Linked DNA regions of Homo sapiens: region 2 is linked to region 1. Evidence: chromatin contacts called from ENCODE POLR2A ChIA-PET data. All regions are on one chromosome and are shown on one strand. Each heading gives the region's core, a stretch centred on a gene start or an enhancer-like site at or near the end of the contact. The rest is flanking DNA. Distances are from core to core; before and after follow the strand shown. Region 1 holds the start of SWSAP1 (SWIM-type zinc finger 7 associated protein 1). Region 2 holds the start of ARHGAP35 (Rho GTPase activating protein 35).

Region 1 (2,697 bases), core at 81-2,580:
TGGGGGCTGAGGTGGCGTGTTTGACAGCGCAGTGTATCGGTGTGCTTCACTGTGTGTGTCTGTGTGTGTAGTGGCAATGTCATAGTTGCGTGTTTTGCAAGAGAAAGGGTGTGGGGGATGAATGTGGGACAGAGTTTGTATGGGATGCTTTGTGTCAGGATAGGGCAAGGTTGGAGCATGTGGATGATGGGGATTCTGAAAGTAGAATATATTCAGAGATGCCATGGTGTGTGTGTGTGTGTGTGTGTGTGTGTAGAGGGGTGTGAGTGAGCCCAGCTGTGTGAGTGGGTGTGTTGGGGGATGTCGTGGAGCTGTTTTCTGGTCCCAGAGGGAGAGAGAAAGCCCAGGAAATCTCACTTTCTCCCTGCCCCTGGGTCTCCAGGCAACGGCACCACTTTGGAGTTACCAGGAGACAAGGTTGCCAGGGCAACACAGGCGTGAGTGGCAGCTCTGGGGCGAAGTCTGGGTGAGAAGATCCAGCCAGGGATCACGATCATTCACTTTGTTCCTCCCTTTCTCCCTGTTTCTCATCAATCCCACCTCCCTTCCTTCATTGTCTTAACGAGCACGTATTTGAGAACCTACAAATGTGCTAGGTGCTATTCTCGGTACTGGAGAACAGAAGTGAACAAGACAATGTCCCTGCTGTATCTCTCCTTCAGTCTTCCAGCTCCTGTCTCTTTATCTCTCCTGCTTCCTTCTTTGTCCTGCGGTCCTGCCTTCCCCCCGTACCACAAAGGCGGCCCCACAGAACCCCTTAGCCAGTGAGGAAGTAAGTTGAGAGGCTTCATCTCACAGACTTTCGGGGATGGCCGTTGATGTTTTGTCCACGAGCCTGTGTCCCCAGACACACACTCCGGCCCATACTCAGGTGCACAGAAAGACAAGCACACAGCTCATCCCCCTCTCCAAAACTCTCAGTTGTCATTGGATGACATCAGCAAAACCACACACAAATACATGCCGATCACAATACTCCTCTGAGATATCATAAGCCCCATTTTACAGCAGGGCAAACTGAGGCTAGGAGCCTTTAAATAATATGTCACTCATTCTGGTCTACTCCTCCAACTTTCAACCCTTATATTTGTCTGATTAGCTGACAATAATAGTATTCGTGCTGGTTCCCCCAGCAGCCTCCCTCAGGGAAGGGTCTTATTTCCCTCGAATGCACCCATTCCTCCGCATAGGTTCTAACCATTTGCCCATTCACCTGAGGAATCGAGTTTTGATGGACAGATTCCTAGACCAATAGAGAAACTAAGTGAACTGTACCGATGCGGCCACGGCTTGGGCGGGACTAAGGCTGGGAACGAGCCACCGATTGGTCAGAGCTACGCGGCGAATGGCGGAGACGCTGAGGCGGGTGCTAACCAGGGGCGGTGCGGCCTGGTCCGGGGAGGAGAACATGCCTGCCGCCGGACCGCCTTTGCTGCTGCTCGGTACACCAGGATCTGGAAAAACAGCGCTGCTATTTGCTGCGGCCCTAGAGGCGGCGGGGGAGGGCCAAGGCCCAGTCCTCTTCCTGACACGAAGGCCTCTTCAAAGCATGCCCCGCGGGACCGGAACGACTCTAGACCCAATGCGACTCCAGGTAACCGTGGGGGTGGGAGCAGAGGCGTTCTAGCCAATGGTGGAGTAGATCCGGGATATTGAGTAACAGGTAGACAAGCCAATGGAGAGGACGGTGGAAGAGCGAGCCAGGGCAGCCACGATGGGGCGGAGTCAGGCAGGCGGAGTGAGGAGTGGCACCACGCGGAGCTTAGTTAAGATTGAAGTGAGAGCCCATCCAATGATGGGCGGTGTTAGCAAGAGGCGGTGCCCAGAGATTGAAGTCCGGCCCATCAAGGGGCGGGGCTAAGCTTGGGTCCATTCTGGACCTGAGTTGGTTCCTGTTAGTGTCAAGGATGGGGTCAGACCGAGAATGCTGGGGGAGGGTTTTCCGTGGAAAAATTGCGCTAGAGATTTGGCCAAAAACAAACAAGCAAAAATGGCTTGCCCTCAACTAATACTCGGCAGTGATGAGTGCTGGAAAAACGGGCGAATATAAGAATATTTAACAGCTCTGAACTGGTTCATCCTGGAACCAAGGAAAGTATGCAAGGAGGCAGGGTTACTTTTAAGGAGTCTGGCTTCCTGTGCTGAATCCGGCCCTTTCCTTCTGTTTCTCCTTCTAGAAGATCCGCTTCCAGTACCCACCCTCAACCCGAGAGCTTTTCCGGCTCCTGTGCTCTGCCCATGAGGCCCCGGGGCCAGCCCCCTCCCTTCTGCTGCTCGACGGCCTAGAAGAGTACCTAGCGGAAGACCCAGAGCCCCAGGAAGCCGCCTACCTCATTGCCTTACTTCTAGACACAGCTGCCCACTTCAGCCACCGGCTTGGGCCTGGCCGGGATTGTGGGCTCATGGTGGCCCTCCAGACCCAGGAGGAAGCAGGTAGTGGGGACGTCCTGCACCTGGCACTGCTCCAGCGGTATTTTCCTGCCCAGTGCTGGCTGCAGCCAGATGCACCAGGTCCAGGAGAGCACGGCCTCCGAGCCTGCCTGGAGCCAGGCGGGCTGGGCCCCAGAACAGAGTGGTGGGTGACTTTCCGATCAGATGGAGAAATGATGATCGCTCCGTGGCCCACCCAGGCTGGTGACCCCAGCTCAGGCAAGGGTTCAAGCTCTGGAGGCCAGCCCTGAGCTTTGGTGGGTGACT
Region 2 (2,697 bases), core at 123-2,622, about 35 Mb after region 1:
CCCCTGTAATTTTATTTATCAACGCTTACAGAGCGCTTACTATGTATGCAATGCATGATTTCAAGAGCTTTGCAAAATATAATCTATTTAATTTTCACAGCAGCCCTACGAGAGAGGTACGATTATTATCCCATTTTATAGATGAAGAGACTGATGGCAGAAATGCCAAATGTAATAGGAAACAGCCTTTCTTCATGCATTCCACAAATATTGGCTCGGCGCCCGGGAAGCTCATCTTCCACGATCTGTACTTCCGGAGGAGTCCCAGAGGAACACCTCCTCAGTTCAGAGGAGTCAAGGGTTACAGCGGTGCCCTCTCCCATCACTACTCTTTTCCCTTCAGGCGCCCTAATTGACATTCGATTTGTAGCCATTTGCACAATGCTAAGTGACAGGCTTGGGCTGCACACAGGACCAGGCCGTCTTCCCTCTCCTGGGGATCAGTCGTTCACAGAACCAAAAACAAGTTGCATGGACGCGCGCGTTGGCTGCAGATTTTCTTCACAGCCAGGAGAAAGAGCACGCGCTCTCCAGCCCCGCCTCTTCTTCCGGGACGACGAATTGCGGGGCTCGGATTGGGCTGAGGCGGGCCACGCCTCCTCATATCCTCCAATCAACTCCCTCTCTGGTGCGCTCCCTCCTTCTCAGCCCCGCCCCACCGCCCCACGTTACGTCGCTCCTTCTGGCCTCCTCCGTTATCCCGGCGGCTGCGGCTCGCGCGGCAAACCCACCTCCCATTGCTTCCCATTGGCTGGTCAGGTCCCGCGCGAGCGGGATCGCGCCCTTCGCCCCCCACCCCCAAAACCGGGCCATGCCTCTCTCCTTCGGCTTTCTCCAGGAGCCAGCGCGAGGCAGTAGATCGGCTGCTTGAGACGCGCGCGCAGCTCCTGCGGACCACTCCCTCCGCCCTGCGCCAGCAGCTGCGCCGGCTGGCAGCCCCCCGCGCACGCGCGCTCGCCCATCCCGCTCCCTCTGCTCGTTTGCAAGTCGCCTCGCGCTCAGTCGCGACGGCGGCCGCCGCAATAGCGGCATTTTCGGGGGCGCACGCGCACTGCACCGTCCGCGGCCGTTCCTAACCTCAGGCAGCGGCTGTGGCAGTAAGCCCCTCGGGTGCGCACGCGCTCTGACCTCTTCCCACTGCCTCGCTGGTTGTCCCTTCGCGGCGCGCGCCCAGGGGCCGTTATACCCCTGCAACGGTCCACGCGCCGCGCACGCGCAGTAGCGAGGGGGCGCGCGCGCGGGAGCGGCCGTCGCAGGAAGGAGGTGCCGCCGCTGCCGCCATTGCGAGGGAGGGAGGGAGGGAGGGAGTGAGCGAGGCTGGTCCGCCCTCCCCCTGGTTGCCGCCCCTCCCCCCTTCCCCTCCCCGCCCCCCGCCCCGAGGGAGAGCCGCGGCGCGGCGGCAGGAGGAGGTGGAGGAGGCGGAGGAGGGAACCCGCGAGGGAGGGTCCGCCCGGCCCCCCGCCGCCGGAGCCGCCGCCGCCGCCTCAGCCGCCGCTGGACTAGGAGCAGGGGAACATGGCGCCGGGGCCCCCGTCGTTGCTGCCGGGATTTTGGAGGCCGGGGCCGCGCTGAGGGCGCCCAGCTGGTGAGTGCGCGAGCTCACGGGCCCCGGGCGGCGAGGCCGGGCGCCGCCCCGCTGCGGGGTCCAGGGGGAGGCGGGGACGGCGGGGCCCGGAGCCCGCGAACAATGGAGGAGCTGGAGGGGGAGGGGAGGAGCGGCCCCCCCCCCAGCCCCCCGGGCCCCGCCGTCCCCGTCGCTTCGCGCGTCGGCCCGGCCCGTGGGGCCCTCCTGCCCTTTGGACCTGCCCCTGCCCGCCCCAGCCCTGCTGTCCCCGCCGCCGCCCCCATCCCCGACCCGTTGGGATCTCGGTGTCTGCCTCGGAGCCTACCCGACTTCAGCCAACCGGTTCCCAATTCTGCGCCCCCCTTCCCCCTTCCACCCCTCCATAATGCCCTTCGCTCCTCCCGGGCTCTGCAGTGCTCCTGGGACCCATCTTCTCCTCATTGACCATTCTGCATCTCTTAATTGTGGCTCCCACTTTTGAGATCCGTGACGCTTCTCCCTCTTCTCGATTCTGCTCTCACCACCCTTCAGATCTGTCCTCGGCCCCTTCTTTGACCTACCTTCTGTGCTATTATTCCTGTCTCAGAATCTGTTGCACCCTGGGAGCTGTCCCTTTAGGACCTGCGGTTCCAACCCTTTGGAGATCCATCTGAGACCCCTGTTCGGCCAGGCACTGCTGCCCCAGGTCTTCCCCTTGGACTGAATCCCGTTCCCTCGTGGGCCCTACTACCCGCATTTCTTGTCTGCCCTCTCGCAGAGCCTGCTGCACCCCGGGATGCCCCTCGGCTGGCTTTCTGACCCTTCCGTGCCCCAGCTCATTCCCCTGATCCCCTCGGACTTGGCTGCACCGTGCTTGCCTGTTCCCCTTCTCAGCTCTTGTTCCCGTTTACCATTCAGACCCTTTCCTCTCTTCCAGACCTTTCTGCCTCTCAGCTCTGCCCCTTGCCCGACCTCAGATCTTGCTGCGCTCCCCTCACCTGCTTGCTTCTGACTCTGCCTTCCCGGGAAGCAGCCTCCTCCCCCTTCTCTGACTCTGCAGGTCTCCCATTTCTGCTATTCACTTAAATGATGTATCCCTAACTCAGACTGCCTTCAGTTTCAGCCCGTGTTCTCTTGGAGGTTTCCTCTCTTCC

The links. ChIA-PET counts read pairs that join two places held with the same protein, here RNA polymerase II (POLR2A).
Region 2: POLR2A ChIA-PET joins it to region 1 with 10 read pairs in activated CD4-positive, alpha-beta T cell. The contact joins the promoter of ARHGAP35 here to the promoter of SWSAP1 in region 1. POLR2A ChIA-PET finds 5 or more read pairs at or near these places in 2 of 52 experiments (WTC11 and activated CD4-positive, alpha-beta T cell).

What each region holds. Positions count from the first base shown.
Region 1 is chr19:11,373,336-11,376,032 of GRCh38, forward strand. SWSAP1 (SWIM-type zinc finger 7 associated protein 1) reads left to right here and starts at 1,331. Exons shown (of 2, transcript NM_175871.4): 1 at 1,331-1,594; 2 at 2,178-2,697. The coding sequence starts at 1,346. The coding sequence ends at 2,681. RefSeq lists a silencer at 1,161-1,240 and enhancers at 1,341-1,410, 1,631-1,680, 1,911-1,990, 2,011-2,060.
Region 2 is chr19:46,859,625-46,862,321 of GRCh38, forward strand. It overlaps ARHGAP35 (Rho GTPase activating protein 35), which reads left to right and starts at 1,373. Exons shown (of 7, transcript NM_004491.5): 1 at 1,373-1,585. It overlaps LOC124904791 (translation initiation factor IF-2-like), which reads right to left. Exons shown (of 4, transcript XM_047439803.1): 3 at 1,433-1,696; 4 at 1-1,272. The coding sequence ends at 601. RefSeq lists a silencer at 1,142-1,681.